2 separate regions of the Homo sapiens genome follow, and region 1 is linked to region 2. Evidence: read pairs that join two places in POLR2A ChIA-PET (ENCODE). Cell type or tissue: B cell. All regions are shown on one strand. Links, peaks and the distances in the headings refer to the core of each region. The heading gives the core; the rest is flanking DNA. Region 1 overlaps BAX (BCL2 associated X, apoptosis regulator). Region 2 overlaps TULP2 (TUB like protein 2).

Region 1 (9,302 bases), core at 1,303-9,302, 66 kb before region 2:
TTGTGGACAAACAGTCTGGGGACCTATGGACGAGACGTCTGTCTTCGACTAATGCATATTTTTTAAGTGGGCCTGGTCCACGTTGATTTCTGGGAGACGGAGTCGGCGCAAACCTTGACTCTACTTAAGTGCCCTGATGGAGGCAGCCCGTGCGCTGGGCAGGGAGCTGAAGCCACTGGGGTGTGGGGTGAGGTCAGGCCCTGCCCTACAGAGGAGCTGCTCCGAACAGCCCAGGCGGGGCAGCCCCTGACCGAGGGGATCTGCAGATGCCCCGCCAGGCCGGTATCTGGGGTCCTTGTTGCAGGCAGCGACTGCTGAGTCATGCTGAGCTCAGCGCGGGAAGGGGCCCCCGCGGGGACGGATGGGGGTGGGGCCACTCGCTGACCTCATCCCCTTGGCACTCCCCGACTTTTTTGGTGGGACCCTCAGAACTAGACCTGGCTCAGACCCAAATCGGGCCCCCTACCCCAAGGTCCCCCCTTGTTGGAAGCCGGCTGTGTGCTTTGTCTCCGTGTCTTTTTGGTTCCCATAATTTTTTTTTTTCTGGGATCCTGCCTGTGGCCATATTGTCCCCTCACTCTGGGTGGTGGCTCAGTGTACACTCATTGATCCTCTGCCCCTCTCTCTCCCCTGACTTGGGGTCTCTGGGAAGAGTCCATGGAGGAGGGGCAGCCGTCCAAAGCACCCCGTTGACTGTGGGGCCCGAGTTACTCATTTACCAAATGTCATACCTCAGCCCAGAGACCTTTAGTCGGCCGAGAGGGGCCTTGGGGCCCATAGGTGGAGGGAGAGGAGGGGCTGAGAGAGACAGGATCTGAAGACCATAGAGAACGTGGGGTGGGGAGACAGAGGCCCAGAGAAAAAGAGACTCAGACAGAGACCCTGAGAGAGAGGGGGACAGAGACCCAGAGAGAGGGGAAAACAGACCCGGAGACAGAGGGGTACAGAGACCCTGAGAGAGAGGGGAGGGGGACAGACCTAGAGAGAGGAGGGCAGAGACCCAGAGGGAGGGGAAAAGAGACCCAGAGAGAGGGGGGGACAGAGGTGGGGGGGGACAGAGGCAGGGAGGTACAGAGACCCAGGGGTGGGGGGGATAGAGACCCAGAGGGACCCGGCGGGAGGGGACAGAAATCCAGAGTGGGGGACAGAGATCCAGAGAGAGGTGGGGACAGAGATCCAGAGAAGGGGGTACAGAGACCCAGAGAGAGGGGGGACAGGGACTCAGAGAGAAGGGGACAGAGACTAGGGAGGACTGAGACCTGGGGGGGCGGGGACAGGGACCCGGGGGCGGGGGACAGAGACCGGGGAGAGGGAAAGAGACCCAGAGAGAGGGGAGGTACAGAGACCCAAGAGAGAGTGACAGCCAGAGAGAGGACAGAGACCCAGAGAGAGGGAGACAGAAACTCAGGGTCGGGGGACAGACCCAGAGAGAGATGGGGGGCCAGAGATCCAGAGGGGGGGACAGAGACCCAGAGAGAGGGGGCCAGAGGTCTGGGTGCCAGGGGTGGAAAGAGGCCCAGAGAAAGAGGGCCAAAGGTGGGGTGGGAACAGAGGCTCGGAAAGCAAAGACCCAGAGCATGGGGACAGAGACCCAGAGATGGGAGGGGGTAAAGACCCAGAGGGGGGTGCCAGAGACCCTGTGACTGAGAACCCACATCCTCTAGCCCCCTTGTCTTCGCTCCGCCTGTGTCTAAGGTCACTGGGCCTCTGAGCTCAGCACCTTCTTCCGGCAGTTCCTCTCCAGGGGGGCCCCACCCAGCTGTGGGGCCAGACCAGGTTCCTCCTCCTCTGCCCTGCCCTCCAGCCTCTCAGTCGCCAGCCAGGTCCCTTCCTCTCTGTCCTCAGCCCAGCTCAGGAGGCCTCTCCCGTGGGCCCTCGCCCTGGTGTCCTCAGCCTGCCACCCTCCAGCGACCTCACCACCAGGCTCCAGAGCCCTTCCTGCTCCTCTGGTCCTCCCATCCCTCCTCCCCCCACTCCCATTCTCCAGCTCGGTAAAGGTATGGCCTCCTGAGGTCCCACGTGTGACACGCCAGGCTGTGGTCCCCGGGCCGAGGAGGCTTGCTCTGCAGCCGGCCGTGCTGTTCTTCCCTTACCCACACGCCTGCTTGGGCCTCACAGGCCGCTGCCTCTGTCCCGCACAGATCATCCTGGGCTGCGACAGATGTACCACCTATCACCCTCGTTTCCCGTGAGCTCCCTTTTCCTTTCCCGTGAGCTCCCTTCTTTTCCTTTCCCGTGAGCTCCTGCAGGTCAGGCCCAGGACCAACTCATCCCTAACCCACAGACCCCACAGGGCACCCCAGAAAAAGATGTCAAGTGAGTGCAGAGAGCCCCACGTCCCTGAGTGGCCCAAGCAGGTATCTCTAGGCCAGCAGACGGCGGGCCCGGCGTGGGGCAGCGGACAGGGCCTGCTCTCCTGACGTGCCGGGGAGCGGGGCAGAGGCCCAGTGACTCAGATGCCGAAGTGTGTCCCGAAGGAGGTTTATTACCCCCTCAAGACCACTCTTCCCCACACCCCCCAATAATTACAAAAGTAAGAAAAATGCCCACGTCCCCCAATCCCCACCCCTCCCAGAAAAATGCCATAATTTATGGAGGAAAAACACAGTCCAAGGCAGCTGGGGGCCTCAGCCCATCTTCTTCCAGATGGTGAGTGAGGCGGTGAGCACTCCCGCCACAAAGATGGTCACGGTCTGCCACGTGGGCGTCCCAAAGTAGGAGAGGAGGCCGTCCTGGAGACAGGGACATCAGTCGCTTCAGTGACTCGGCCAGGGGCAGCCCCTGGGCAGGCAGAGGCGGGATCAGGGACGGAGGAGGCCAGAAGGCAGGATTGCGGGCAGGGGACTGAGATGAACGGGCATTAAAGAGCTGGACTCAGGCCAGGCATGGTGGCTCACACCTGTAATCCCAGCACTTTGAGAGGCTGAGGCGGGAGGATCGCTTGAGGCCAGGAGTTCGAGACCAACCTGGGCAACATAGCGAGACCCCTTCTCAGTGGGGAAAAAAAAAAAAAGGAAAGAGCTAGGGTCAGAGGGTCATCAATGAACTTGAGCAATTCCAGAGGCAGTGGAGGCTCCAGGGAGGGCAGAAGGCACTAATCAAGTCAAGGTCACAGTGAGGTCAGGGGTCACTGGGAGGTCAGCAGGGTAGATGAATCGGGGATTGATCAGACACGTAAGGAAAACGCATTATAGACCACATCTGATGATCTGAAGATGGGGAGAGGGCACCACTGTGACCTGCTCCAGAAGGCCCAGGGTCCCAGAGGAGTGGCGGGGGGCAGGGACGGTGGGGCAGGGGCGGTGGTGAGGGCGCGGTGGTGGGGGTGAGGAGGCTTGAGGAGTCTCACCCAACCACCCTGGTCTTGGATCCAGCCCAACAGCCGCTCCCGGAGGAAGTCCAATGTCCAGCCCATGATGGTTCTGATCAGTTCCGGCACCTTGGTGCACAGGGCCTGTGGGGAGTGGAGTGGGCGTTAGGGACTGAACCTTGTCCCCACTGCCTGGAGATAGTGGCCCCAAACCTCCTTTGTCAATTCTTTGCCTCCCCTCAAAGATTTCTGCCACCCACAATTGAAGTCGGCTTCAAAAATTGTAAACATGGCCAGGTGCGGCGGCTCATGCCTGTAATCCCAGCACTTTGGGAGGCCAAGGCAGGCGGATCACTTGAGGTCGGGAGTTCAAGACCAGCCTGACCAATACGGAGTAATGCCATCTCTACTAAAAATACAAAATTAGCCGGGCGTGGTGGCACATGCCTGTAATCCCAGCTACTTGGGAGTCTGAGGCAGGAGAATTGCTTGAACCCGGGAGGCGGAGGTTGCAGTGAGCCGAGGTTGCGCCATTGCACTCCAGCCTGGGCAACAAGAGCAAAACTCCATCTCAAAATAAATAAATACAAAAATTAGCTGGGTGTGGTGGCAGGCACCTGTAATCCCAGCTCCTTGGGATGCTGAGGCAGGTGAATCGCTTGAACCCAGGAGGCAGAGGTTGCAGTGAGCCCAGATCACGCCATTTCACGCCAGCCTGGACAATAGAGCAAGAATCCGTCTCAAAAAATAAATAAATAAAAAAAATAAAATTGTAAACAAGATAATGTTACTCTCAACTGCCCCACCCCTGAGCCTTCTGTGGCTCCCCAGTACCCTCAGGATGAAGACCCGAAGGCACAGTGCAGCCCACAAGCCCTGTGTGCAGGCTTTGGCCTGACCTCACTCCACCTTTCCACTTCCTGTTTTGTGCCTCGCTGAGCTGCTTCCATTTTTTTTTTTTAAGATGGAGTCTTGCTCTGACACCCAGGATGGAGTGCAGTGGCGCAATCTCGGCTCACTGAAAGCTTTGCCTTCTGGGTTCAAGCAATTCTCCTGCCCCAGCCTCCCAAAGGGTTGGGATTACAGGTGCCTGCCAACATGCCTGGCTAATTTTTTTTTTTTTTTTTGAGATAGAGTTTTGATCTTGTTGCCCAGGCTGGAGTACAATAGTGCAGTCTCGGCTCATTGCAACCTCCGCCTCCCAGATTTAAGTGATCCTCCTGCCTGAGCCTCCTAAGCAGCTGGTATTACAGGCATCCGCCACCACACCGGGCTATTTTTTTTTTTTTTTTTGAATTTTTAGTGCAGACAAGGTTTCACCATGTTGGTCAGGCTGGTCTCAAACTCCTGGCCTTAGGTGATCCGCATGCCTCAGCCTCCCAAAGTGCCGGGATTACAGGTGTGAGCCACCATGCCCAGCCCCATTTTTTTTTTTTTTTTTAATTTTTTAAATTCCCATCAAATTCTTCCTGCCTCGGGACTTCTTCATGTACTCCTGTTTCCGCCTAAACAGGCCTCGACGAAGCAAATTCTTACCCTTCAGCTCTCAGGGCAAATGTCACTTCCCCAGAGAGGACTTTTCTTTTTTTTTTTTTTTTTTTTTTGAGACGGAGTCTCACTCTGTCGCTCCAGGCTGGAGTGCAGTGGTGCAATCTCAGCTCACTGCAAACTCCGCCTCCCAGTTCACGCCATTCTTCTGCCTCAGCCTCCCGAGTAGCTGGGACTACAAGTGCCCACCACCATGCCCGGCTAATTTTTTGTATTTTTAGTAGAGACGGGGTTTCACCATGTTAGCCAGGATGGTCTCGATCTCCTGACCTCATGATCCCCCTGCCTCGGCCTCCCAAAGTGCTGGGATTACAGGCGTGAGCCACCACGCCCAGCCAGAGAGGACTTTTCTGGACCAGAGAAGATCAACCCCTGACCATGGACCCCGACCTGCTCTCCCAACTCCCAAGACTTCTCCTGCAGCCTTTATCTGGCCACTTCTATTCTATCATCCCCGCTCTGTAGGTGGTGCCACCATCACCTGCACTGCTATTCCCCTCATCTCGGACGTTCAGGCCCCATCAGCTCAATCTTGAAAACACATCAAGAAATATCCCTCTCAGCTGAGCACGGTGGCTCACGCCTGTAATCCCAGCACTTTGGGAGACCGAGGCAGGCGGATCACCTGAGGTAAGGAGTTCGAGACCAGCCTGGCCAACATGGTGAAACCCCATCTCTACTAAAAATGCAAAAATTAGCTGGGTGTGGTGGCGGACGCCTGTAATCCCAAGCTACTCGGGAGACTGAGGCAAGAGAATCGCTTAAACCCAGGAGGTGGAGGTTGCAGTGAGCTGAGATCGCGCCACTGCACTCCAGCCTGGGTGCAACCGAGAGAGACTCCGTCTCAGGAAAAAAAAAAAAGAAAGAAAGAAAGAAATATCCCTCCCATTTGCTGGTGTGGTGGGGAGAGCCTGTAATCCCAGCTTCTCAGGAGGCTGAGGTAGAATTGCTTGAACCCAGGAGGTGGAGACTGCAGTGAGCCAAGGTCATGCCACTGCATTCCAGCCTTGGTAACAGAGCGAGACCCTGTATCAAAAAAAAAAAAAAAAAAAAAAAAAAATCTTCCAAAAAGAAATATCCCTCCCTGTTGGAGACCAGCCTGGACAACATAGCGAGACCCCGTCTCTATAGAAAAAGACTAATGCAACAGTTAGTGGGGCGTGGTGGCATGCTCCTGTAGTCTCAGCTACTCTGGAGACTGAGGCGAGAGAACTGCTTGACCCCAGCGGTTTGAGGCTGCAGTGAGCTATGATCACTACTGCACTCCAGCCTGGCCAACAGAGCAAGACCCTACCTCTTAAAAAAAAAAATGCCCCCCCCGCACCTCTGCTGCTACCACCAGGGCTTGTCATCTTTCAGCAAGACTATGACAGGTGCCACCTCTCCAGGATCCTCGCTTCTGCCCTTGTGCCTCATGATCTCTTTTGGCCAACAACAGCCAGGAGCATTTCACCACCACCCCCACCACATTTTCTTATGAGAATCTTCATAATGAAAAGTTAAAAGAATTTCACAGTTAAAAGCCATATAGCCGCCACCTATAATTAGATTCTACAATTAACATTTTGCTATACAGACAGTCCCCAACTTATGACGGTTTGACTTACAATTTTGACCTTACTATGGGTTTATCGGGGCATTGAATGCATTTTCAACTTATGTTATTTTCAATTTATGATGGGATTACTAGGATGTAACACCATTGCAAGTCAAGGGGCATCTATACTTGCTAGAATAATCTCTTAAAGTTATAAATCAGGTCTTGTCGCTTCCGTATTTAAAACCAGCCAATCACTCCCATCACACTCAGAGTAAAGTTAAAGTCTTTCCAGGCTGGGTGCAGTGGTTCACGCCTGTAATCCCAGCACTTTGGGAGGCCAAGGTGGGCGGATCACTTGAGGCCAGGAGTTTGAGACCAGCCTGGCCAACATGGCGAAACTCCGTCTCTACTAAAAATACAAAAACTAGCCAGGCATGGTGGTGTGTGCCTGTAATTCTAGCTACTTGGGAGGCTAAAGCATGAGAGTCACTTGAACCCGGGAGGCAGAGGTTGCAGTGAGCCGAGATGGCGCCATTGCACTCCAGCCTGGGCAACAAAGTGAGACTCTGTCTCAAAAAAAAAAAAAAAAAAAAAAAAAAAGAAAAGAAAAAGTCTTTCCAGCAGCCCGAAAAACTCCACACAATCTGCCCCTGCCCAACTGTGCCTTCCTTTCCCACCCTCTCCCCAGTTCACTCTGTTCCAACAGCACTGGCCTCCTCCCTACTGTCAAAAGATGAGGCTTGGTCCTACCTCAGGGCCTTTGCACTTGCTGTTCCCTCTACCAGATGCCTCTTCCCCCCGATCACTATAGATCACTGCATGCTTCTTATCATTCTAGCTTTGGCTTTAATGTCACCTGCTCTTTGATGTCACCTGCCCTTAGAAGTCTTTCCTGGCTTGTTGCGGTGGCTCATGCCTGTAATCCCAGCACTTTGGGAGGCCAAGGCAGGTGGATCACTTGAGGTCAGGAGTTCAAGACCAGCCTGACCAACATGGTGAAACCCGTCTCTACTAAAAATACAAAAAAAAAAAAAAAAAAAAAAAAAGCCAGGGATAATGGTGCACACCCATAATCCCAGCTACTCAGGAAGCTGAGGCAGGAGAATCGCTTGAACCTGGGAGGCAGAGGTTGCAGTGAACCAAGATCATGCCATTGCACTCAAGCCTGGGCAACAAGAGCAAAACTCCATCTCAAAAAAAAAAAAAAAAAAAATAGAAATCTTTCCTGACCACTCTGCTAAATCACACTGCCCACTTTACTTCACCCCTGCACGTGAACTCCCTGAGAGCAGGGATGTAGCCTGCTTTGTACAGTGCTGTGTCCCAGGTGCCAGGTATAGGCCTGGCACATAGCAGGTCCAGTAAATGCTTGTTGAATGAATAAAAGAAGGAGCAGACACCCAGTGCACAGCCATCTCTCTCCATGCCCTCTGTGGTCACTGGGCCACTGCAGGGGGTTGATACCACGATCCCCAGGTCCTCACAGATCTGAGGGGGAGCATCCCTGGGCTCACTGCCCTGCAGCTGCCCACCTTGAGCACCAGTTTGCTGGCAAAGTAGAAAAGGGCGACAACCCGGCCCCAGTTGAAGTTGCCGTCAGAAAACATGTCAGCTGCCACTCGGAAAAAGACCTCTCGGGGGGAGTCTGTGTCCACGGCGGCAATCATCCTGCAGGAGAGAGGAGAACCAGTGCCGGGGAGCAGGCATCAGGCTGATGGTGGAAAATTCCCGCATCCACCGCACACTAAAGATAAGGAGACTGAGCCCCAAGCCAGGCTGAAATGAAAAGCAACAGGCCAACGGGGGACAAGGGAAGGGGACAAGACAGACATTTAGGAAGGTGGGAAAAATGACTCCCTGAAGGAGGGTTTTAAGATCCTGGCAGAGAGGAGGGCTGGGAGTCCGGAATGTTTGCGCTGAGTTGTGGGGCCCAGACTCCTAGTTCTTAGGGGAGGAGGAGAATGCGGGGCTGAGAGTCCTGTGTCCTGAAGGAGCCCAGTGGCTGGACTTCTGGGTCCTCAGGGGCCCACACCTCTGCAGCTCCATGTTACTGTCCAGTTCGTCCCCGATGCGCTTGAGACACTCGCTCAGCTTCTTGGTGGACGCATCCTGAGGCACCGGGTCCAGGGCCAGCTCGGGTGCCTCCCCCCCCATTCGCCCTGCTCGATCCTGGATGAAACTAGAGTGGGGATGGAGTGAGGGTGCAGAATCAGAACGGGGTGTCACTCCTCAAATCTGTGCCACAATAATCAGACCTCAAACTCACCCCTGAAGCAAAAGGGCCCCTGTCTTCATGATCTGCTCAGAGCTGGTGGGCCCTAGAGGAGAAAGGAAGGGAAGAGGTACCTGGACTCTTGGGTTCTAGGGGATCAGGAGACTGTGGAGACTCACGGCCCCTGAGGGAGGACAGAGCTGGGGACCCTGGACTTCTGGGACCCTAGCAGATAAAGTGACGGGGGGGCCCAGACAACTGAGTCCCTGATGGAGAAAGGCCAGGAGGCTGGGCCTGTATCCTACATTCTCCCCGGGGAAAGAGGCTAGGGGAACGCTATATGCATCCAGACCCCTGGCCTGAGGGGGCAGAGGCGAGACCCGCCCCTCCCACCAGTGCCAGAGGCAGGAAGTGGTGCGGGCGACAAGCCCGGGCCTGCCCGGGGGCTTGGCTTCCGAGATCCCCTGGTTCTCGAGGGTCCGAGAGCGCCAGAGAGGCAGGGATCGGGACACGGGGATCAGAGAGCCAGGAACCTCCGAGGACGGAGGGGACTGGAGGCTGGCAGCGCCCGATCCGGGAGTTTCTGCCCCTCAGTGCTTGGAGATCGCACAGCCCCAGGCCGGTAGGAAGGATCCCGGACGGGCCGGCGAGGGGGCTCGCCCTCCTCCCGCCCGTCTGCCTCCCGCCTCACC
Region 2 (15,395 bases), core at 166-8,165:
CTCGCGCCGATGCGAGCCCTTGCCCCAGGCCCCACCTCACTTCTGTCTTCCCATCTGGTTCCTGTCCCGGACACCCACCTCTCCCATCTCCCCAGCGGCGGCTGTTTGAAAAGAAGCAGCGACAGAAGCGCCAGGAGCTCCTCATGGTTCAGGCCAATCCTGACGCTTCCCCGTGGCTTTGGCGCTCTTGTCTGCGGGAGGAGCGCCTTTTAGGTGACAGAGGTGACCAAAGACCCCTGGGGGCGTTCGCCTGGAGGGGAGGGGCCTGTGGGAGTCTGTGGGCGGGGCCTAGTGGATGAAGGGGTGGAGCCTTAGGGTGGGGACTTGGCAGTGGATGGGGGCGGGCCTTGGCCCAGGAGAGCTTTAGAACAGGGCCTGTGGGCGCCCAGGGGAGAGGCTTGTGGGGGCCCCCCGCGGCAGGACCTGTGAGGGAGGGGTTCGGGGCAGGGCTACAGAGCGCAGGGGCGGGGCATGGTACAACTAGCAGGGGAAAGGGGCAAGAGAATGTGATGATTGGGCTTGGCAGAGCTCGGTGGTGGAGCCTGGGAAAGCCGGGACCCCCACCCCAAACCCGGGATTGCGGAGACGGGGTCTAGGGGTCCGGGGCGGGGCGCGGTCTCATTACGAGAGCCTGGCGCGAGATTCTTTACGTGCGGAGCCCGCAACAATCCAGCGGCAGGGCTGTGCTTGTTTGAGGCTTAGGATGCAGTTTGGGACCTGGGTCTCAAGGTTTGGGCGGTCCGCGAAACAGGGTGATTTTTTTTTCTTTTTTGAGACGGAGTTTAGCTCTTGTTGCCAAAGCTGGAGTACAATGGCAGGATATCGGCTCACCGCAACCTCCGTCTCCCGGGTTCAAGCGATTCTCCTGCCTCAGCCTCCCGAGTAGCTGTGATTACAGGCATGCGCCACCAAGCCCGGCTAATTTTGTGTTTTTAGTAGAGACGGTGTTTCTCCATGTTGGTCAGGCTGGTCTCGAACTCCCGACCTCAGGTGATCCGCCTGCCTCGGCCTCCCAAAGTGCTGGGATTACAGGCGTGAGCCACGGCGCCTGGCGGGGGTGATATTTGGGAGCCCAGTGACGGGGTGGATTTTGGTTGAGGACCGGAATTTGTAGATCGTTTTCATGGGCTCGCTGAACCTTCTCCCAGGCCTTGGGAACCCTTTCCTCCGGAAGAAAGTGTCAGAGGCACATCTGCCCTCTGGCATCCACAGTGCCCTGGGCACCGTGAGCTGTGGTGGAGACGGCAGGGGCGAGCGCGGCCTCCCGACACCGCGGACAGAAGCAGGTATTTGCGAGTCCACCGACCTCCTAGACCCCAGAACTCCGTCCCCACTAAAACCCAGGAGTCTGGTGCCTCAATCCATCTGTCCAAAATACTCAGGAGCTCAGGACCGCACCCACTCCTTCCTCACACCAAGGAGTTCAGGTCCTGAGCCGCCTCCTCCTGCAGCATCCAGAAATCCAACTCTCCCCTCCTTCCTTCCTCAGTGTTCAGGAATCTCGGTCTCCAGTCCCCTTTCTTATCCTGGCTCCCAGACAATTCCGATGCAGAATTGGAGGAAGTCTCCGTGGAGAATGGTTCCGTCTCTCCCCCACCTTTTAAACAGTCTCCGAGAATCCGACGCAAGGGTTGGCAAGCCCACCAACGACCTGGTAATTTAGGGGACATTGGGGTGAAACCTGGGATCTCCTGGTTCATGCAGCAAATCTTCCCCTTTCTTAGGCAGCAGCTTCACTGAAGTATAATTCACAAACCATACAAGTCACCCATTTAAAGTTCACAATTCCATGGTTTCCAGTACACGGTCGCCCCTCGGTATCTGCAGGTGATGTGTTCCAGGAACCCCACAGATACCAAGATCCGCAGACGCCAAAGTCCCTTATATAAAATGGTGTAAAATTTGCATATAAACTATGAACATCCCCCCATATACTGTAAGTCATCTCTAGATAACTTATAATACCTAATACAGTATAAATGCAATGTAAATATTTGTTGCTGTTGTTGTTGGGAGGGAGTCTCACTCTGTCGCCTAGGCTGGAGTGCAGTGGCGTGATCTTGGCTCACTGCAACCTCCGCCTCCTAGGTTCAAGCTATTCTCCTGCCTCAGCCTCCCAAGTAGCTGGGACTACAGGTGCGCATCACCACGCCCAGCTAATTTTTGTATTTTTAGTAAAGATGGGGTTTCACCATGCTGGCCGGACTGGTCTTAAACTCCTGACCTCATGATCCACCCACCTCAGCCTCCCAAAGTGCTGGGATTACAGGCATAAACCATCATGCCTGGCCCGTAAATAGCTGTTATATGTTATTTAAAAAAATTTTTAAAAATAAAGTGCCTGTAATTCCAGCACTTTGGGAGGCTGAGGCTGGTTGGTCACTTCAGTCCAGGAATTTGAGACGAGCCTGGCCAACGTGACGAAACCATGTCTCTACTAAAAATACAAAAATTAGCCAGGCAAGGGGGTGCAGGCTTGTAATCCCAGATACTCCGGAGGCCAAGGCAAGAGAGTCACTTGAACCCAGGAGGCCGAGGTTGCAGTGAGCCGAGATCATGCCACTGTACTCCAGCCTGGGTGACAGAGCAATACTCTGTCTCAAAGAAAAAAAAAATTGGTTCTGTTATTTATTGTCATCTTGTTGTTTTTCAATTTCTTTCCTGAATATTTTGGGTCAGCAGTGGGGATGTGGAGCCTGTAGGATACGAGAAGCTAACTATATTTATATAATTCTGCAACCGTCACCACAATCAATTTTAGAACATTTGTATCACCCCAGATAGAGATCCTGCATCATGGCTGGGCGCGGTGGCTCACGCCTGTAATCCCAGCACTTTGGGAGGCAAAGGTGGGTGGATCACCTGAGGTCAGGAGTTCAAGACCAGTCTGGCCAACATGGTGAAACCCAGTCTCTACTAAAAATACAAAAATTAGCTGGGCGTGGTGGCATGCACCTGTAATCCTAGCTGCTGGGGAGGCTGAGGTGGAAGAATTGCTTGAACCCAGGAGACAGAGGTTGCAGTAAACTGAGATCAGGCTACTGCATTCCAGCCAGGGTGAAAGAGCGAGACTTTGTCTCAAGGAAAAAAAAAAGAAAGAAAGAAATAGTGCATCAATTAGCAGTCACCCCTTTTCCATTTACCCCAGCCCTTGGCAACCACCAACCTCCACTGTCTTCTTAGATTTGGCTATTCTGTACATTTCACACAAATGGAATCGTATACATATGTGGTCTTTTGTATGTGGCTTCTTTCTTCAATTCCTTTTTTTTTTTTTTTCTTGAGGCAGAGTCTTGCTCTGTCTCCCAGGCTGGAATGCAATGGCGCGATCTCAGCTCACTGCAACCTCTGCCTTCTGGGTTCAAGCGATTCTCCTGCCTCAGCCTCCCGAGTAGCTGGGGTTACAGGCGCGTGCCACCATGCTCGGCTAATTTTTTGTGTTTTTTAGTAGAGACAGGGTTTCACCATGTTGGCACAGCTGGTCTCAAACTCCTGAACTTGTGATCTGCCTGCCTCGGCCTCCCAAAGTGCTGGGATTACAGGCGTGAGCTAATGCACCTGGCCTCTTTTGCTTTGAGATGGTGTGTCACTATGTTGCCTAGGCTGGTCTTGAACTCCTGGGCTCAAGTGATCCTCTCACCTTGGCTTCCCAAAGTGCTGGGATTACGGGTGTGAGCCACCGTGTGTCTTCATTCACCTCATTCACCTAATGATTTTTTTTTTTTTTGAGACGGAGTCTCACTCTGTCACCTAGGCTGTGTGGGGAAAAGAAAGAGAGATCAGATCGTTACTTTGTCTATGTAGAAAAAGGAAGACATAAGAAACTCCATTTTGATCTGTACTAAGAAAAACTGTTCTGCTGGCTGGGCGCGGTGGCTCACGCCTGTAATCCCAGCACTTTGGGAGGCCGAGGCGGGCGGATCACGAGGTCAGGAGATCGAGACCACAGTGAAACCCCACGTTTACTGAAAATACAAAAAATTAGCCGGTTGCGGTGGTGGGCGCCTGTAGTCCCAGCTATTCGGGAGGCTGAGGCAGTAAAACGGCGTGAACCCGGGAGGCAGAGCTTGCAGTGAGCTGAGATCGCGCCACTGCACTCCAGCCTGGGTGACAGAGCAAGACTCCGTCCCCCCCCCAAAAAAAAAAAGAAAAACTGTTCTGCTTTGAGATGCTGTTAATCTGCAACTCTTGTCCCAACCCTGTGCTCACAGAAACATGTGTTATATTGACTCAAGTTTTAAGGGATTTAGGGCTGGGCAGGATGTGCTTTGGTAAAAATGGTTTTGCAGGCAGTATGCTTTGTGAAAGTCATTGCCATTCTCCATTCTCTATTAACCAGAAACATAACACACTGTGGAAGGCTGCAGGGACCCCTGCCCAAGGAAGCCTGGGCATTGTCCAGGATTTCCCCGACTGAGACAGCCTGAGATATGGCCTCGTGGGAAGGGAAAGACCTGACGGTCCCCCAGCCCGACACCCGTAAAGGGTCTGTGCTGAGGAGGATTAGTGAGAGAGAAAGGCCTCCATGCGGTTAAGATAAGAAGGAGGCATCTGTCTCCTGCACGTCTCTGGAAATGGAATGACTCAGTGTAAAACCGACCATACATTCTATTCTGAGATAGGAGAAAACCACCTTATGGCTGGAGGCGAGACATCATGGCGGCAATACTGCTCTTTACTGCACTGGGATGTTTATGTAAAGTTAAACATAAATCCAGCCTATGTGCACATCCAGGCACAGCACCTTTCCTTAAACTTATTTATGACACAGAGTCTTTTGTTCACATGTTTTCCTGCTGACCCTCTCCCCACCATCACCCTATAGTCACACCAAATTCCCCTCACCAAGATAGTAAAGATAGTGATCAATAAATACTGAGGGAACTCAGAGATCAGCGCTGGTGCGGGTCCTCACTTGCGGAGCACTGGTCCCCTGGGCCCACTTTTCTTCCTCTATACTTTGTCTCTGTGTCTTCTTTCTTCTCTCAGCCGCTCGTCTCCACCTTGCGAGAAATACCCACGGGTGTGGAGGGGCAGGCCCCCTTCAGGCTGGAGCGCAGTGGCACGATCTCGGCTCACTGCAACCTCTGCCTGGCTGGGTTTAAGCGATTCTCCTGCCTCAGCCTCCTGAGTAGCTGGAACTGCAGGTGCACGCTGCCACGCCCTGCTAATTTTTGTATTTTTAGTAGAGACCGGTTTCACTATGTTGGCCAGGCTGATTTTGAACTACTGACCTCGTGATCCGCCCACCTCCGCCTCCCAAAGTGCTGGGATTACAGGCATGAGCCACCGCCCCTGGCCCACCTAACAAATTTTTTTTTTTTTTTTGAGACGGAGTCTCGCCCTGTTGCCCAGGCTGGAGTGCAGTGGCACAATCTCGGCTCACTGCAAGCTCCGCCTCCCGGGTTCACACCATTCTCCTGCCTCAGCCTCCCAAGTAGCTGGGACTACAGGCGCCGGCCACCACACCCGGCTAATTTTTTTTTTTTTTTTGTATTTTTAGTAGAGACGGGGTTTCACCATGTTTGCCAGGATGGTCTCGATCTCCTGACCTCGTGATCCGCCCGCCTCGGCCTCCCAAAGTGCTGGGATTACAGGCGTGAGCCACCGTGCCCGGCCATAAAATTTTAAGGTTCATCCGTGTGGTAGTATTATCAGTACTTCATTCCTTTTTATTCCCTTATAATATTCCATTGTGGTGACGTTTCCTTTTATTTTCATGAGATGGCCAATGATTTCAATGACAGAATTATTATCACCCCAAACTCCATCCCCCCATCTTCAGTCTCTGTGATGCTTTGTCTGAGATAAGGAAAAGGAAAGACCCTAACCCCTCCCTGTCCTTAGATCCAGGGTAATCAGAAACTCTGGCCCTTGTAGACTTCCGTGCACCTGGAGGAGGAGGAGGTTGTTGCAAGTGAGGGCGCTGAGTCATGAGTAGGGACTGAGAACCCAGGAGTTCTGGCCATCTCTGGCTAGCACTGATGATGGTGTCCCACACTCCTGGGATCCAGCTGTCCTGAGCTTAGTCCAGGCTTCTTTCATCCTTTAGGTGAAGGGGTGGGTTGCCCCTCCACACCTGTGGGTTCGTTAGGTGGAACGAGAGACTTGGAAAAGAAAAAGACACAGAGACAAAGTATAGAGAAAGAAATAAGGGGACCCAGGGAACCAGCGTTCAGCATATGGAGGATCCCGCCAGCCTCTGAGTTCCCTTAGTATTTATTGATCATTTGTGGGTGTTTCTCCGAGAGGGGGATGTGTCAGGGTCACAAGACAATAGTGGGGAGAGGGTCAGCAGACAAACACGTGAACAAAGGTCTTTGCATCATAGACAAGGTAAAGAATCAAGTGCTGTGCTTTTAGATATGCATACACATAAACATCTCAATGCTTTACAAAGCAGTATTGCTGCCCGCATGTCCCACCTCCAGCCCGAAGGCGGTTTTTCCCTATCTCAGTAGATGGAACGTACAATCGGGTTTTATACCGAGACATTCCATTGCCCAGGGACGGGCAGGAGACAGATGCCTTCCTCTTGTCTCAACTGCAAGAGGCATGCCTTCCTCTTATACTAATCCTCCTCAGCACAGACCCTTTACGGGTGTCGGGCTGGGGGACGGTCAGGTCTTTCCCTTCCCACGAGGCCATATTTCAGACTATCACATGGGGAGAAATCTTGGACAATACCTGGCTTTCCTAGGCAGAGGTCCCTGCGCCCTTCCGCGGTGTTTGTGTCCCTGGGTACTTGAGATTAGGGAGTGGTGATGACTCTTTAGGAGCATGCTGCCTTCAAGCATCTGTTTAACAAAGCACATCTTGCACCGCCCTTAATCCATTTAACCCTGAGTGGACACAGCACATGTTTCAGAGAGCACGGGGTTGGGGGTAAGGTTATAGATTAACAGCATCCCAAGGCAGAAGAATTTGTCTTAGTACAGAACAAAATGGAGTCTCCTATGTCTACTTCTTTCTACACAGACACAGTAACAATCTGATCTCTCTTGCTTTTCCCCACATTAGGGACCCGTGCAGAGGGTGAGAGTGACTCCCAGGATATGGGAGATGCACACAAGTCACCCAATATGGGACCAAACCCTGGAATGGATGGTGACTGTGTATATGAAAACTTGGCCTTCCAAAAGGTAGGAAAATGCACAATCACTCAGGATATTGGAAGAAGAGGGCTAGCCTCGGACCTCTGGTGAGGGTGGGGCTAAAATTCTGCCACCCAATCAGAAGCTCTTTTTCCTGGTGGTGATTAAGCTGGCAGAGACTTGTGTGTGTGCGTGCGTGCGTGCGTGCGTGCATGTGTGTGTGTGTACCATTCATCAAATCAGAGGATTTGACTTGACATGGACATGGCCATTAAAATACAGCTTATGGTATGGTGGCTCACGCCTGTAATCCCAGCACTTTGGGAGGCTGAGGTGGGCAGATCACTTGAGGTCAGGAGTTCGTGACCAGCCTGGCCAACGTGGTGAAACCCTGTCTCTAGTAAAATACAAAAATTAGCCAGGTGTGGTGGCGCACGCCAGTAATCCCAACTACTCAGGAGGCTGAGGCAGGAGAATCACTTGAACCTGGGAGGCGGAGGTTGCAGTGAGCTGAGATTGCACTCCAGCCCGGGAGACAGAGTGAGACTGTCCAAAAAAAAAAAAAAATAGGTGCAGCCATGGAAAGACAGCGAGCTTCAGAAAGGGCAGAACACTGATCGAAAAGGGCCAGTTGCAGGCCAGGAACGGTGACTCACGCCTGTAATCCCAGCACTTTGGAAGGCCGAGGCAGGCAGATCACCTGAGGTCAGGAGTTCCAGACCAGCTTGGCCAACTTGGTGAAGCCCCGTCTCTACTAAAAATACAAAAATTAGCTGGGCGTGGTGGCGAAAGCCTGTAATCCTAGCTACTTGGGAGGCTGAGGCAGGAGAATTGCTTGAACCTGGGAGGCAGAGGTTGCAGTGAACCGAGATCGAGTCACTGCACTCCAGCCTGGGCGACAGAGCGAAACTCTGTCTTAAAAAATAAAAGAAAAGGGCCAACTGGCACTCACTTTGGTGTTGGTGAAAGTGCAGTAGATGGTTTCTCTTGAGGGTAGATCTGGGCTGTATTATGTTATCTAGATCAAACTAACAGCCATTTTAACGGAATGGGCCTTGCTTTCAGAAAGGAATTTTCCAATCAGCAGGTGGAATGCGTGTGGCTGCAGAGGAAAGCGAATAGACTGGCCAGTCAACAGAGGAGGGCGTGACTGGGTGGACTGAATGAGATTTTTGACCAATAAGCAGAAAATGTGGATGGGCAAGGGCGGGACCCTAGGGCTGGGATGGTCAATCAGTAGTAAGCAAGGCTGGGCCGGTGGTTGTCCCTCGACTTTAAATTTGGTGCCTGGGCTAGGAAGAAGACTTGGAAAAGAAGAGAGAGGCCTCTGAGTCTACAGGGACGAACTCCTCAGCAGCACACAACGAAGAGTTGTCCAAGGCCCTGAAAGGCGAGGGTGGCACGGACAGCGACCATATGAGGCACGAAGCCTCCTTGGCAATCCGCTCCCCCTGCCCTGGGCTGGAGGAGGACATGGAAGCCTACGTGCTGCGGCCAGCGCTCCCGGGCACCATGATGCAGTGCTACCTCACCCGTGACAAGCACGGCGTGGACAAGGGCTTGTTCCCCCTCTACTACCTCTACCTGGAGACCTCTGACAGCCTGCAGGTGCAGTAAGCCAGCCCAACAGCTTTGGGAGTAAGCCCCCACCTCCCAGGCAAAATCCCACTCCTTTCTGAGCTAGGTCAAGACCAGCCTGGGGCTGGGCACAGTGGCTCACGCCTATAATCCCAGCACTTTGGGAGGCTGAAGCGGGTGGATCACCTGAGGTCCGGAGTTCAAGACCAGCCTGACCAATATGGTGAAACCCCGTCTCCACTAAAAATACAAAAATTAGCCGGGAGTGGTGGCAGGCGCCTGTAGTCCCAGCTACTCAGGAGGCTGAGACAGGAGAATCGCTTGAACCTGGGAAGCGGAGGTTGCAGTGAGCCGAGATTGCATCACTGCACTCCAGCCTAGGCGACAGAGGAAGACTCCATCTCAAAAAACAAAAAACCAACCAACAAACACAAAAAAGACCAGCCTGAACAACATGGCAAAACCCCGTCTTTACAAAAAATACAAAATTGGTTGGGCATGGTGGTATGTGCCTGTAGTCCAAGCTACTCGGGAGGCTGAGGTGAGAGGATTGCTTGAGCCTGGGAGTTCAAGGCTGCAGTGAGATGTGATCACGCTACTGCACTCCAGCCTGGGCGACAGAGTTAGACTCTGCATAAAAAAAAAAAAAAAAAAAAAAAAAAAAAAAAGGGCTGGGCGCGGTGGCTCACACTTGTAATCCTAGCACTTTGGGAGGCCGAGGCGTGCAGATCACAAGGTCAGGAGTTCGAGACCAGCCTGGCCAACAAGGCGAAACATCGTCTCTACTAAAAAATACAAAAGTTAGCCAGGCGTGGTTGTGGGCGCCTGTAATCCCAGCTACTCAGGAGGCTGAGGCAGGAGAATGCTTGAAACTCGAAGGCGGAGGTTGCAATGAGCTGAGATCTCACACCACTGCACTCCAGCCTGGGTGAAAGAGCGAAACTCCATCTCAAAAAAAAAAAAAAAAGGCCGGGCACGGTGGTTCACGCTTGTAATCTCAGCATTTTGGAGGCCAAGGCAGGTGGATCATTTGAGCTGACAAGTTCCAGATCAGCTTGGGCAGCAAGGTGGAACCCTGTCTCTACAAAAAAAAAAAAAAAATTAGCCAGGCCTGGTGGTGCCCACCTGTAGTCCCAGCTACTTGGGAGGCTGAGGCTGAGGGAAAATGGCTTGAGTCCAGGAGGTGGAGATCTTGTGTCAAAAAAAAAAAAATAGTCTGGACCCTCCCTCACTGAGCCTTTCTTGCTATAAGCTATCAGGCCTCACTCAATCCTGAGATAAATCCTGCCCCCAGCAACCAGGTCCCTCCCCTGGTTTGTCTTTCCAGATCCAAGCCCCACTTCTCTCAATCTAGTCTTTCTGGCCTTTACCCTGCAAGTATGGTCTCCTCTCCTCGGGGTATCCTCTCTCCCCCTAGAAAGAGGTTTTTTGCCCTACTCAGAGCCAACCAAACCCATTTTTCTTGGTGAAACGCCTACCAAAGTCCTGCTGCAATATTGCAAGTGAGGGTGCTCCCCATTCTCCAAAGCCAGACCCTTCCTGGGCTAAGCTTCAACTCTGGACCCATAGGCAGAAGGAATGAGGAGGAGATATTAAGATAGGAAGCTTCCATTCAGGACCCAGCTGATGGCTTCCCTCAGTGAGAACCACATTTCCCAGTAAGTCTTTTTTTTTTTTTTTTGAGACGTAGTCTTGCTCTGTCGCCCAGTGCAGTGGCGCGATCTCGGCTCACTGCAAGCTCCGCCTCCCAGGTTCACGCTATTCTCCTGTCTCAGCCTTCTGAGTAGCTGGGACTACAGGCGCCCGCCACCACGCCTGGCTAATTTTTTGTATTTTTAGTAGAGACGGGGTTTCACCGTGTTAGCCAGGATGGTCTCAATCTCCTTACCTCGTGATCTGCCCGCCTGGGCCTCCCAAAGTGCTGGGATTACAGGCATGAGCCACTGTGCCCGGCCTCCCAGTAAGTCTTGAGAAGCTTGTTGTGCCATCACTGGCTCCTCTATCATGGGACATGACGTTTCCTTGTCTTTGGACCCCTGGCTCTAACCAGCTTCCAGAAGTCCATTTTTCTTTCATTATTTTTTATTTTTGTTTTGAGATGGAGTCTCAGTCTATTGCCCAGGCTGGAGTGCAGTGGTGCGATCTCAGCTCACTGCAACCTCTGCCCCCTGGGTTCAAGCAATTCTCCTGCCTTAGCCTCCCTACTAGCTGGGACTATAGGCACGCACTACCACGCCTGGCTAATTTTTTTTATTTTTAGTAGAGACGGGGTTTCACCATGTTGGCCAGGCTGGTCTCGAACTCCTGTCCTCAAGTGATCTGCCCGCCGCAGCCTCCCAAAGTGCAGGGATTACAGGCATGAGCCACCACACCCAGCATCCAGAAGTCCATTCTAATGGACTGTTCCTCTCATCCATAGCGCTTCCTCCTGGCTGGGCGAAAGAGAAGAAGGAGCAAAACTTCTAATTACCTCATCTCCCTGGATCCTACACACCTATCTCGGGACGGGGACAATTTCGTGGGCAAAGTCAGGTGGGTAGAGCTCTGACATGTGGTGAGGAGCAGGTAGCAGGGAGCTTAGGGACAGGGGGACTCCATTTCCCAGCAGGCCACAGAGCATACCTTCCACCTGCTCAGGGACCAGAAGAACTGAAGGGTTTGGAACGTAGGCTGGCATTTAAGGCATTTGACTCCTTGACAGGCAAGGGACTGGGATTCCTAACTTTCTGTGGGAAAAGAGGCCTGGAATGTGTGAATTATTGCATCCAAAAAGGTAGAGGGAGTGGCGAGGTGGCTCACGCCTATAATCTCAGCACTTTGGGAGGCAGAGGCGGGAGGATCACTTGAGGTCAGGAGCTTGAGACCAGCCTGGCCAACATGGTGAAACCCCGTCTCTACCAAAAATACAAAAATTAGCCAGGCATAGTGGCGTGAACCTGTAATCCCAGCTACTTGGGAGGCTGATGCAGGAGAATCACTTGATCCCAGGAGGCAGAGGTCTTGGTAAGCTAAGATTGAGCCACTGCACTCCAGCTTGGGCAACAGAAAAAAAAAAAAAAAAAAAAAAAAAAGAGGGTTCCTAAAGGGCCCTTTAAATAAAATAGGGAGGCTACATAAAGTACATGGCTCACCCAAGAAATGAGGGGGCCTGGGACCATGGATGCTGGAAACATGGTTGTTTCATTTATTTAATTATTATTATTATTATTGAGACAGAGTTTCACTTTTGTTGCCCAGGCTGGAGTGCGATGGCGTAATCTCGGCTCACTACAACCTCCGCCTCCCAGGTTCAAGCAATTCTCCTGCCTCAGCCTCCTGAGTAGCTGGGATTACAGGCATGCACCACCACGCCTGGCTAATTTTGTATTTTTAGTAGAGACGGGGTTTCTCCATGTCTGTCAGGCTGGTCTTGAACTCCCAACCACAGATGATCCACCCGCCTTGGCCTCCCAAAGTGCTGGGATTACAGGTGTGAGCCACCGTACCCGGCCTCATTTATTTAATTATTTATTTTTATTTATTTATATATTTATTTAGAGACAGGGTTTCATTCTGTCACCCAGGCTGGAGTGCAGTGGCAAGATCACGGCTCATTGGAGGCTTGACCTCTGGGGCTCAGGTGATCCTCCCACCTCAGCCTCTTGAGAGCTGGGACCATAGACACAAACTGCCACGCCCAACTAATTTTTCTATTTTTTGTAGAGAAGGAGTTTTGCCATTTTGCCCAGGCTCAAGCTATCCTCCTGCCTCTGCCTCCTGAAGTGCTGGGATTACAGGTGTGAGCCCCTGTGCCCAGCCAGGAACATGATTCTTAGACATTCGGACATAGTCTTAGACATAGGGGATTGATGGGAAGAGTCGATGCGATGAGTGACACTTACTCAAAGAGTAACACTTAGTATTTTTATTCTATCCATTCCCTTCCTGGAGCAGATCCAATGTCTTCAGCACCAAGTTCACCATCTTTGACAATGGGGTGAATCCTGACCGGGAGCATTTAACCAGGAATACTGCCCGGATCAGACAGGAGCTGGGGGCTGTGTGTTATGTGAGTGTCCTGGGGATGAGAGAATGGGGTAGGATAGTCAGAAGAAGGAACCAGGCCAACTGGAATGTAATACCCCCAGGAGCCCAACGTCTTAGGATACCTGGGGCCTCGGAAAATGACTGTGATTCTCCCAGGAACCAACAGCCAGAACCAGCGAATCAATGTCCAGCCACTAAATGTGAGTCCCTGACATCAGGAATCTCTGGGTCAATGGAGAAGGGGCTGGGGCCGGTCCTCCTAGATCCCAGAGGAGGAAGAAGAAGAGGAGGAAGAGGAGGCCAGTGGGTTGCAGGTGTCACATGAAGCCTGAAGGACTTTGTTAGCCTTCCATGTCTCAGGGAGTAAAAGACTAGAGACTCAAAACATTTGCATCTGGAGAAAAAAGGTTTGATGGTAGGTTAACAAACTTACCAAAAAGGGGTCTGATCCAGACTCCAAGAGAGGGTTCTTGGATCTCAGGCAAGAAAGAATTTGGGGCCAGTCCGTAGAGTCAAGTGAAAGCAAGTTTATTAGAGAAGAAATAAAAGAATGGCTACTCCATAGGCAAAGCAGCCTTGAGGCCAGCTGGTTGGCTATTTTTATGGTTATTTCTTGATTATATGCTAAACGAGGTGGATTATTCATTAATTTTCTGGGAAAGGGGTGGGCAATTCCCAGAACTGAGGGTTCCTGCTTCTTTTAGACTCTCTCTTTCTTTCTTTTTTTTTTTTTTTGAGACAGAGTCTTGCTCTGTCGCCCAGGCTGGAGTGCAGTGGCGCGATCTCGGCTCACTGCAAGCTCGACCTCCCCGGCTCACGCCATTCTCCTGCCTCAGCCTCCTGAGTAGCTGGGACTACAGGCGCCCGCTACCATGCCCGTCTAATTTTTTATATTTTTAGTAGAGCCGGGGTTTCACTGTGTTAGTCAGGATGGTCTCGATCTCCTGACCTCGTGATTCACCCGCCTCGGCCTCCCAAAGTGCTGGGATTACAGGCGTGAGCCACCGTGCCCGGCAGTAACCTCTCTTACAAGCAAAATTTATTCAAAGACCTGTGCTAACATTCTTAAATATCTGTTAGCCATAATAAAGAAATCAGTGTACTTTACGTTTTTAGCTCCCACAATTTACCCTAAATATTTGCCCTGGCATGCTTGTACCGGTCCAAGCAAGCATTAGGTCATAGCCTGTTCCTCTTCCTTATTTGAAGGTGTTTTTACCTTTCTCAACATTCCACAAGTTACTTCCTCCTTACTTTGTATTCTTCTGCTTTTCCCTCTTTTAAAAAGTTCTAAGTTGCTAGCCAATTGGGACAAATACAGAACGTGAGGTCCCGTTCCAGCCAATGGAAACCCTACACGGCAGTAGGGTGGATGCGCCAGGTTATAAATGACCCTGTCTCCTTTGTTCAGTGTACTCTCATGGCAAAACTCCTGGTGAGTGTACCCTTTCTGCAGAAAGTTAAAAAATGGCCTTGCTGAGGAAATTAAATTTATGCTCAAGTGCTATTTCTTTACTGCACCGGGGAACAAGCATTTCTAACATTGTGATACCAGTCCTGTCAAACTCCTGTCTCATCCTGTGACTAAGAATGCCTAACCTCCTGGGAACGCAGCCCAGCAGGTCTCATCCTCATTTTACCCAGCCCCTGTTCAAGATGGAGTCGCCCCTGTTCAAGATGGAGTCGCCCCTGTTCAAGATGGAGTTTCGAAAGCCTCTGAGAAAACCACAGCCCCTTCTTTACCTTCTAGGAACAGGAGTCGCTACTGAGTCGTTACCAACGTGGGGACAAACAAGGGTTGCTTTTGTTGCACAACAAAACCCCGTCGTGGGACAAGGAGAACGGTGTCTACACGCTCAATTTCCATGGTCGAGTCACTCGGGCTTCGGTGAAGAACTTCCAAATCGTGGATCCCAAACACCGTGAGCTCCTGGAAACCAGTTTAGCCGGGCCAGGTGGGGTGGGGGTTAGGGTGTGAACGGAAGGGAACTACATCTCCCATCATCACTTGAGCGTTTTTCTAGGCAGGGCAGATGCCACCCTATTGCAAAGCCTATTGGGAATTGTAGTTTACACACCCTCAGGGTTTCTGGCTTAGTAAGGGCACCGCTCAGCCTCTTAAAAGTCTCCATTCTCGGCCTGGCGCGGTAGCTCCCGCTTATAATCCTAGCACTTTGGGAGACCGAGGTGGGTGGATCATCTGAGGTCAGGAGTTCAAGAACAGCCTGGCCAACATGGTGAAACCCTGTCTCTACTAAAAATACAAAAATTAGGCCGGGCACTGTGGCTCACACCTGTAATCCCAGCACTTTGGGAGGCCGAGGCGGGCGGATACGAGGTCAGGAGATTGAGACCATCCTGACTAACACGGTGAAACCCCGTCTCTACTAAAAACACAGAAAAAATTAGCTGGGTGTAGTGGTGGTCACCTGTAGTCCCAGCTAATCAGGAGGCTGAGGCAGGAGAATGGTGTGAACCCGGGAGGCGGAGCTTGCAGTGAGCCGAGATCGCGCCACTGCTCTCCAGCCTGGGCAACAGAGCGAGACTCCATCTCAAAAAAAAAAAAAAAAAAAAAAATTAGCCGGACGTGGTGGCACATGCCTGTAATCCTAGCTACTTGGGAGGCTGAGGCAGAAGAACTGCTTGAACCTGGGAGGTGGAGGTTGCAGTGAGCCAAGATCAGGTCACTGCACTCCA

What was found. Peaks named below come from ENCODE experiments on the same cell type or tissue, not always from the same donor. Only the 100,000 strongest peaks of a DNase experiment are listed, where the experiment ranks them.
Region 1: POLR2A ChIA-PET joins it to region 2 with 11 read pairs; 30 of 35 experiments call an interaction of 5 or more read pairs at or near these places.

The regions. Positions count from the first base shown.
Region 1 is chr19:48,954,962-48,964,263 of GRCh38, reverse strand. It overlaps BAX (BCL2 associated X, apoptosis regulator), which reads right to left. Exons shown (of 6, transcript NM_138761.4): 1 at 9,302; 2 at 8,665-8,716; 3 at 8,431-8,577; 4 at 7,931-8,066; 5 at 3,350-3,454; 6 at 2,466-2,732. The coding sequence ends at 2,628. Among named protein-coding and RNA genes, the nearest start is that of BAX, 4.7 kb to the right of the region's middle. RefSeq lists enhancers at 265-374, 8,915-9,124, 8,574-9,141, 9,142-9,302, cis regulatory regions at 56-556, 1,496-2,016 and silencers at 1,896-2,065, 9,245-9,302. In B cell, for the core only: no CTCF peak of the experiment used is centred there; a DNase peak (open chromatin) is centred at 1,763; H3K4me3 peaks cover 1,279 bases; H3K27ac peaks cover 2,034 bases.
Region 2 is chr19:48,881,257-48,896,651 of GRCh38, reverse strand. It overlaps TULP2 (TUB like protein 2), which reads left to right. Exons shown (of 13, transcript NM_003323.3): 4 at 96-222; 5 at 1,149-1,286; 6 at 1,490-1,654; 7 at 7,021-7,142; 8 at 8,391-8,702; 9 at 11,092-11,204; 10 at 12,606-12,720; 11 at 12,800-12,898; 12 at 14,449-14,620. Among named protein-coding and RNA genes, the nearest start is that of TULP2, 9.8 kb to the left of the region's middle. RefSeq lists a silencer at 395-534 and enhancers at 961-1,776, 8,200-9,094. In B cell, for the core only: no CTCF peak of the experiment used is centred there; DNase peaks (open chromatin) are centred at 231, 701 and 5,061; H3K4me3 peaks cover 431 bases; H3K27me3 peaks cover 1,907 bases.